Regions from separate parts of the Homo sapiens genome. Here region 2 is linked to region 1. Evidence: read pairs that join two places in POLR2A ChIA-PET (ENCODE). Cell type or tissue: MCF 10A. All regions are shown on one strand. Links, peaks and the distances in the headings refer to the core of each region. The heading gives the core; the rest is flanking DNA. Region 1 overlaps KSR1 (kinase suppressor of ras 1). Region 2 has its middle 48 kb from the start of LINC03146.

Evidence for each region. Peaks named below come from ENCODE experiments on the same cell type or tissue, not always from the same donor. Only the 100,000 strongest peaks of a DNase experiment are listed, where the experiment ranks them.
Region 2: POLR2A ChIA-PET joins it to region 1 with 6 read pairs; 3 of 35 experiments call an interaction of 5 or more read pairs at or near these places.

Annotation. Positions count from the first base shown.
Region 1 is chr17:27,496,084-27,500,471 of GRCh38, forward strand. The region is part of intron 1 of KSR1 (kinase suppressor of ras 1); the gene reads left to right. Among named protein-coding and RNA genes, the nearest start is that of KSR1, 42 kb to the left of the region's middle. RefSeq lists an enhancer at 681-730. In MCF 10A, for the core only: no CTCF peak of the experiment used is centred there; a DNase peak (open chromatin) is centred at 1,818.
Region 2 is chr17:27,377,866-27,382,253 of GRCh38, forward strand. No RefSeq gene overlaps it. Among named protein-coding and RNA genes, the nearest start is that of LINC03146, 48 kb to the left of the region's middle. In MCF 10A, for the core only: a CTCF peak has its summit at 3,287 (motif pointing left); DNase peaks (open chromatin) are centred at 2,496 and 3,326.

The sequences.
Region 1 (4,388 bases), core at 115-4,114:
GTGGTCAGGCCCAGCATTATGAATCTCTTTTGGCCAAGTTCCTGGGATAGGCCTGTTTCTTCTTTAATAACTGCAGTGTGAAACAAGTCTTATTTTGAGTAAGAGAGTGAGGCCCCGGGTGGCGTTTTTGTGTTTGCCTAAGGGAGATGCCTCATCTCCAGCCACCCAGATGTGACTGGAGAGAGCCATGATGCTGCTTTTGTTTGTCTCTAATTACACTTAATAAGATGGGGGCAAGGGAGGAAGGCATAAGAGTGCCATAGAAACTCCAATTTCCCCTAAAATTAGAAACCCTGAAACTCATGAGTTGAATAGAAAAACCTAGATAATTTGCCGCCCCCTTTCTCTATTTTGTTCACCTTGCTGGCTGATTCTGCCTGATTTTAAGTATTTGAAATATGTCTCAGCCAGATTTTCTGGTCCTCTTTCCTCACCTCTCCCCTCCCTTCCAACAGAAGGGAGGCCCCCATGTGGTCTTCTTGCCTAGCTGGGCCTCCTGTGCCCCAGAGCGAGAATCTGAGAACGCAGGAATTGGGTTGGGACTGTGGGAAATTTGCATGTGCCATGGTAACCAGCAAGGGGATCCTGGGGGATCTCAGGTTAATGATTAAGCCCTGAGCCTTCATTCAAGCCAGGCAGTGGCAGTGGCCCTCAGGATTTGCAGCCACCTGCCAAACGCAGGGCCTCTTACTTCTGTTAGCTTTTCAGGCCGAGTGAAGATGGAAACTGTCTTGGAGGGATACCGAGGGGCTGGCCGTGTGCTAGTGAATTTGCTAGCAGCCACAGCCCTGCCGTGTCCTCCTCTGAGATGAGAGTGTGGGCCAGCAGGTTAGAACTCTGAGGTTCAGCTTTCATCAATTGCACTCAGTTTTAAAAGCTCACATTTGTCTTTCTTTTTGCGTAAGCAGAAAGCATCCGACCCTTCCTGCTCTGGTGTTTTCTAGGGGCAGCAGTAAGTGGGCTTTTCCTCCTTCCCTGTTGGGCAGGAGAATGCGGAGCTGCTCATTAAAGTCAGCAGATGAGCAGATATTTGGTCTTCAGCTCTTTCATTTCCACCTCTTTGCGATATGAGACAGCAGACGTTCCCAAAAAGGGCTTGCGGTTTATGTTATCGGTAACCCATTTCATTCTTCCAGATGGTGAGTGAAGGACCTTAAACTCCATACAGAGAAACAGAGGCTGAAGCTGGGGAAGATTGAATAACCAGTGCCAGGGTGGGCTTCATCCTCTTATCGTGGGACCAGCTGTCCCAGTGACTTTCACTTGTCGGTACTGCAGTCCTTTCTGGAAAATGTCCTGGGACAAGGATGGTGCCCAGATGTGGCTGCATTAATTACTGTAAACCCCATAATGAAGAAGATGTCTCCTTACAGCCCCCTTTCAGTCCTTGAATGGCCTCTAGGAGAAAGTCTGAATGTGACCTCCCTTTCTAAAAAGCAAGGAGTGGGACCAGGAGGAAACAGGCCGCAGGATCCCGGCCTTCTGCAGGCAGTGGGGCCCCAAATATATAATAATGTTGTTTTGTTTCAGTTATGCTTGTTTTTATGGAAATCTTCTGTATGGCACAGATACTAGTGTCTCCTTTATGGCAATGAGATAGTTTCTTTTTTAAAAAGTGAGTAGATTTAAGAGAAAATATTAAATAATAGTACTGGTGGCATATGCCAGACTTGATGAACAGCCCATGTTTGAGAAACCCTGTTTGGCTGCAGCAACACATGTGCAGCAAGGAGGGCCAGCAGTATTGGTGAGGAAGCTCCAGGAGTGACTGAGAAAGAGATCTTACTGGAAAGTCTGGCAGAGTCAGTGCGTGCACAGCAAGACCGTCACGGTGGCAGTTTCTTTCCGGGATGGGCAGGCAGGTTTGTACAGGTTTTGCTGCAAAAATGAGGAGTGTGTGTGCATGTGCATACTGTTTTTTCCTTCAGTAGCAGTAATATTTTACCCTTAAAAATGCCTCTTGAGGCTGGGAGCGGTGGCTTATGCCTGTAATTCCAGCACTTTGGGAGGCTGAGGCAGATGGATCACTTGAGGTCAGGAGTTCGAGACCAGCCTGGCCAACATGGTGAAACCCCGTCTCTACTGAAAATACAAAATTTAGCCGAGTGTGGTGGCGGGCGCCTGTGGTCCCAGCTACTCGGGAGGCTGAGGCAGGAGAATGGCATGAACTCGGGAGGCAGAGGGGCGGAGGGTGCAGTGAGCCGAGATTGCACCACTGCACTCCAGCCTGGGCAATAGAGTGAGACTCAGTCTCAAAAAAAAAAAAAAAAAAAAGGCTCTTGACCAACCAACTCTACTTACACACAACTTGATGTGACAATTCTATTTAGATAATTTCAACCACAGGGAAACAGCTCAGGAGTTTCCAAGTAAAAAGCCCAATGGGGAAAATCTCCTTTTCAAATTCTCCCACTTTCCGGACAGTCCAGTGGTTCTCAAACTTTTGTCATTGTCAGCATTGCTTGGGGAAGCTTATAGAAGATGGAGGACCCACCCTGCTGCACCCAGCTAGGCCTCTGTGCGCTGTTTCTCCCAGGGTGATCCCGATAACACTAGTGTTTGAGATCGTGGCCCAGGTTGTGAGTCCCAGCCCTGGCTGCCATTAGAATTTCCTGGAGACTGTTAAAGCTATTGAGGCCTGGATCCCACCCTAGCAAAGCCCCACTGGAATCTTGGGGTGGGGCCTGGGCATTGGAATTTTTAAAATGCGCCTCAGGTGATGCGGTTGTGTGGGCAGGTGGAGACTCACTGGCTTTGATGGAGACTCTTAGGGAAACTTTAACGAACATGTGGGAATGCTTTGAGGAAGAAGCAAAGGGCGGCATGAGGCACTGAAAGAAATGAGTGCAGCTGCAGAGGAACCCTCAGATCTGAGTTAGGTTTTGAGGACTTCTATGAAAAAATGGAATTAGAAGTCAAGTAAGCCAGGGTGAGTGGGAGAGCAGCACCAGCCTGTTGGTTTTAGAGCAGGGCCAGGAGGGTTAACAGCTTCAGGATATGCCAAGGGCATCAGAAGGGTTCTTGAAGATTTGTTCAGAGCAAGAGGAACAAGGGTGCGATCAGCCTGAGGCAGAAGCCAAGCAATACACCATTAACTCAGGGAGGTGGAGGGAAGCAGCGCCTCTCTGTTTTCTGTTGGGCCCCTGGGCAGCAAGTGTAATCCAACCAGGAGCAAGAGGGAACTGAGGCAGAAACCACAGTCTGCTTTAAATGAAGTCCACCCCTAGGACTTATTTTCCTGGGCACTTGGGAACCTGGTTATTACCATCACAGGGTGGTTTTATCAGTCAATTGAAGTAGCTAAGAAGGGAGATCAAGGCACCGGACAACCAGAGGGGGCAAAAATTATCCCAGCTTTTGGGAAATTAGGAAAACGTGAATTCCAGAAACTATAGTCTGCTAAGGCTGGGCTTCATTTCTAAGAAATTTCCAGAAAGCATTATTAAAGCAGTTGCTTTGTGAGCACATGTTGAGCCCAGTCTGGGTCAAAGTGATGGCCCCTTCCTATTTTCAGAACAAGGTGTGCCAGGCTAGCCAGGCCTGTTCTGGTAGGTGGCAGACAGCCGGCCCTTGGCAGAGCTATTGGCAAGGCACTCATGATGTCATCTTCATGTGCTCCCCACAGTGAAGATGGGTCTGGCTCTCAGGTAAGCCTTCAATAATGTGTTAGTGAAAATCCTGTGGAGAGACGGGGACTGAATGAACTATTGTGTGTCAGAGTTTAAAATTCATCAGCCACCACCAAAGCAGAGGGGGTGTACGAGGCCTTCTGTTTGGAAGGGTGTCAAAGGGAGTTTGTTGCAAAGTACTGACTGTGGCAAGCACATGGTTCATTTGAGTGCCTGTTATCTGAGGCTGGTCTGGGAGGACTGGCAGCGATTGTAGGGTGGAGTCACCTGCCACATCTGCACCAGTGCTGCTGTCATCTTGAGAGTGGACTCGTGTCAGATGGGAGAAGGCACCTTCGGCGTCTGCCGTTCTGCGTTATGGCATCACCTTGGATAAAGGCACATTACTGGAGACCCAGGTCTGGGGGAGCTGAGCCAGGATGGATGACCAGCAAGCTTATAAAGAGTGCAGGGGTCAGTGGGACAAGGGAGGTTCCGTGCAATGCAGTGGGTGTAAAGCTTTGTACCTGGTCAGAAGCCTCCTAGAAATGAAACCCTTGAAGCCTTCCCTTGAGCATTAGGGTCCAGAGTGGCCCTAGTGATCTTTAAGATGATGAAAGCTGATGTTAGAAGTGATGTTCCCAAGGCCACCCAGCTGCTAAGGGGTAGCTGTGCAAGTACTGACGGGATAGTGTAGGTTTGATGGTATGAAAAGACAGGTTTCAGCTGCTGTCATGCTCCAGAAGGCTCTATGGAGGTGTGGTAGCCAGCAAGGACAAG
Region 2 (4,388 bases), core at 114-4,113, 120 kb before region 1:
ATCTTTTAAAAGAACAAGATTTAGATTTTATTTTCTCTATTTATTTCCTGTTTACAGTTTTGTTGGTTTCTGCTCTAATTTTTATTATTCCTTTTCCTCTGCTTGCTCTGAGATTAAATTGCCCCTTTTCTCTAGTTTTTTAAGGGGAAAACTTAGGTTATTAATTTTAGATCTTTCTTTTTTAAAATATATGCATTTAATGATATAAATTTCCCTCTAAGCATTGCTTTCACGGCATTCAACAAATTTTGAAGATTTGTATTTTCATTTTCATTTTCTTTTTTTTTGAAACAGTGTCATGCTCTGTCACACAGGCTGGAGTACATCGGCACGATCATGGCTCACTGTAGTAACCTCAAACTCCCGGGCTCAAGTGATCCTCCCAGCTCAGCCTCCCGAGTAGCTGGGACTATAGGCTTTCACCACCATACTTGGCTAATTTTTTCTATTTTTTTCGTAGAGATAGGTCTCACTTTGTTGCCCAGGCTGGTCTCGAACTCTTGGGCTCAAGCACTTCACCTTCCTCAGCCTCCCAAATTGCTGGGATTATAGGCGTGAGGCACCATGCCCAGCCTCATTTTCATATATTAAAAATATTTAAAAATTTCTCCTGAGACTTCTTCTTTGACCTGTGTGTTACTTAGAAGTGTGTTGTTTAATCTCCAAACATTTTGGGATTTTCCAGCTATCTTGCTGTTACTGATTTCTAGTTTAGTTCTGTTGTGTTTTGAGAACATATTTATACAGGAACAGGATTCTATCCTGGACATTGTTCATGTTACGCTGTAGAGGCTCTGGTTTCTGTTAGTCCTCCGAAACATGTTGATTTCTTTCTTTTTATTAGGCAATTAACTTCAAACTCTGCTCTTCGGTGGCAGCTCAAACCTCAGTTCAGTTATTTTCCTCTGCTAAAGTATTTTTCATGCATGTGTGGTTCAGGGAGCAGTGAGAGATTTGGGCAGAGTTTACAGATGGGATCTGGAGCCACCCCCTTTCCGAGCCTTTCCTTTATGGCACTCCCCACTTCACTTTCCAGTGGCTGTGGTTGCTCTAAACTTTGTACTCTGATTCTTTAGGCCAGAAAGACCGCAGGTTCCCCAAGTGTGCTCTGCTGACTGCAGCGCACCTTCAAGATCAAAGCCAGAAAAACAGATAACTCACCATATGTCATGCCCTTCTTCCAAGTGTTGACTCCCAGCCAGGGCCTACTTGCTTTTATTCACTCTTCAGTGCCTCGCGTTGGTTTTGGGTTTGTTTTGCTTTTTCGTTTTGTTTTGTTTTTGTATTTTGTCAACACTTTCTATCTGTGGGATGGTCAATTCAGTAGGATCTTAGTTCTCGTGGAAGAGAAATCCCCCAACCCAAGTCATAGAAAGGTAACGTCACTGACCTGTGGCCACTCAGCTAGCAAATTGAACGGGTATTCCAACCCAGGACTAAGCAACACCAGTCTCCTCCGCCCCCAACCCCACATACTTTTTATTATGTGGATCTGTCTTCCATCTCTTATTTGTCAAAAGTCCCAGAACTACTTACTCTGACTTTTCTCTTTGCATAAAATCCATCCAGATTTAGGAAGAAGTTTTATTTATTGCCTTTTGTGCATTGTCTCTCCTGTGAAAGGATGATGATTAAAGTGCCTCGGCTTTGAAGTTAAAAATACCTGTGTTCAAATCCTGCCTCTGATATATATGTGATCTTGGACAGGTCGTTCCAGTTTCCTTATCTGTAAAATGGGGGAAACAATAGTATTGACCTCAAAAAATGGTGGTGAAGATTAAATGAGATATTTCACATGAAGCTCAAAGAACGGTGACTGACCTCCAGTAAGCAGTCAATAAATGAGACCTCAGGGGTTTTTCCTACTCTGAGGTAGGGGAGTACTCACAGTGGGATGCTCCATCAGATATTTTTCCAAGAGGAGGGTACATCAGGGGCCTGAGCCCAGGACACTGTTTGAGAGGCTGGTCCTCTTGGGATGCCAGCCTTATTAAGCTGGGGCTGCTGTCATGTCAAATGGAGTAGCACAGGAGCCTAGAGTGGTCCATGTTTTTCGGGGAAAGAAACCCAAGCCCAGAGAGATTCAGCTCCCATCTGAGATCTGTGCAGAGCTGGGAGTGCAGCCCAGCTCCCCTGAGCTCTGCTTCCAAAATCAATGGTATTTTTCTTCTGTTGAATGCCCATGTTCCTCACCGGGGGAGCTTCGGGTGCAGGGCCTGGGCGCAGGGTGGGTGTGGGTGGCTCTCAGAGGCCAGGGGGCCCAAGAGGAGGAGCTGTGAGTACTGCCATCACAGAAGGTGGATGAGGAGGAGATTTCTGTTTTATTTTTCTCCAGCAGGCTGGAACGATTTCTAGAAGGAACACAAAGAGAGGCGGAGAAGCCACTGAAGAAAGAAAGAAAGGAGTAGAGGCTGGGAGCAGGGGGCGGCGTGGGGAATGCAAAGGAGGAAGAGGGGAGTGGCTGCTGCTGGCCGGAGCCGGCGTCTCTGGTTTTGGTCTGGCCGTGGGCCAGCAGGCAGCGGACAGCACAGCACGACGGGCTTGGAGAGCTGGCAGGGCGCTGCGACAGAAAGAGGACGCCGGTCAGGGTGCTGGGGGAGGGGACCCTCTGCCCACCCAACCCCGCCTGGCCAAGGAAATGTCCGTGTAGTGAGCAGTGACCACATGATGCCCTTTCACCCGCCTCACATGTTTAATTAAAAAAACAGAAAAACAACCTCCTTCTAGACAGTCTTATGGTCTCTGTTTTTAGATGGTGTCACAAGGCTCAGAGAGGGTAAATGAAGAGCCCGAGGTCACCCAGCTTGTAGGTAGCAGAGCGGGGATGCTCCTCACCCTGCACGGAGCAGCCTGTAGCATCATAAGCTGTTGCTTGCCCTGACGTGGGGAGCCAGGGGGATGGCGGACTTCTCAGGTTCGTTTCTCTGCCCACACCTGGCAGGCTGTCCCTGAAAGCTGTCCTCTTTCATCATTTATTCAGCCATTCATCCATTCATTCCTGAGCATTCGAGGCTGCGTGCTGAACCCTGGGGGACCACAGTGAACAAGCTAGATACCACCCTTCCTGCGAAGAGCTCGAGGCCAGTGGGGGTCCCTAAGGAGAGCCGGGAACATCAAACCTGCGGATTGGGAGTAAATATTAAATCCAGTTCCTCTCCCCGATTTACATGCACACACACGCACCCGCACAGTCCCTTCATCTTCTGAGTGTCATGGGAACGGGGACTTCTAGCCCTCGGCGGTGGCCAGCAGCACTGGCAGCCGCCCAGCCGCAAGGGGACGCTGTGAGGGCAGCGAGCAGGATTCCCTAGGCCCTCGCCCCCTGGTGGCGGCAGCGGCTCCTGCTCTGCTCACCACGCCCCTCGGTGATTTCTGGCCCTCCCCCGCCCCGGTTGAGCCTCTTGGGGGCCTCTTGGGTCACCACTTCTCTCCCTTCCTGTTCCAGCCCTGTGGGGAGGGCCTGTTGGCCTTCACCTAGGCCATGCCCTGGTGTTGCCACAAAGCGCCTTGGAGGCCGTATCTCACCAGCCGGCAGGAGGTCCCTGCATCAGGCCTGGGCCTCAGACACATTCTCTCCTGTGATCCTCTAGCCAGCCTCTCCCCCGTCCCCCCTTCTGATGAGCCAAAGGTTCTGCGCCATGCATGCTCAAGCTGGGACTGCCGCTGTCCTGGACAGAGACCAGCTCTAAATCAGGCAATTTAGAGCCAGGCGTGGTGGCCTGCGCCTATGGTCCCAGCACTTTGGGAGGCCCAGGCAGGAGGATTGCTAGAGCCCAGTAGTTCAACCAGCCTGGGCAACATGGGGAGAACCTGTCCTACAAAAATGAAAATAAAAATATTAGCCAGGCGTGGTGGCCAGCACCTGTAGTTCCAGTTACTCGGGAAGCTGAGATGGGAGGATTGCTGGAGCCTGGGAGTTGGAGGCTGCAGTTAGCCGAGATTGCACCGCTGCACACCAGCTTGGGCAACCAAGCAAGATCCTATCTCAAAAAATAGACAAATTTTAAAAATCAGGCAGTTTAGGTGAGACTCAACTGCCAGTCAGCTGAACTTGAAGCTAAGGCTGTCTTCCTCAAGTTGATCTCTTTTCTGAATGGCAAATCCTGGGGAAAGCAAGGGAGCAGTGGATTTGGATCTTTTAGCCTTCTGCGGTCCAGGGATCCGAGTTTAGGGGAGGTAAAAGGAAGACAGCAGACGCAGCAATTGCATGCCAGGCACTGTGCTGCTGGAGCTCCTCAAACGGTTTCTCAGTCCTGACAATGACTCTACAGTGGGACTTATTTTCTGTCTTTTACAGAGGAATAAATGGAAACTCAGAGAGGTTAAGTAACTTGCCCAAGGGCACACAGCTAGGAAGTGGCAGATGTGGGATTCCAGCATCAGCTCCT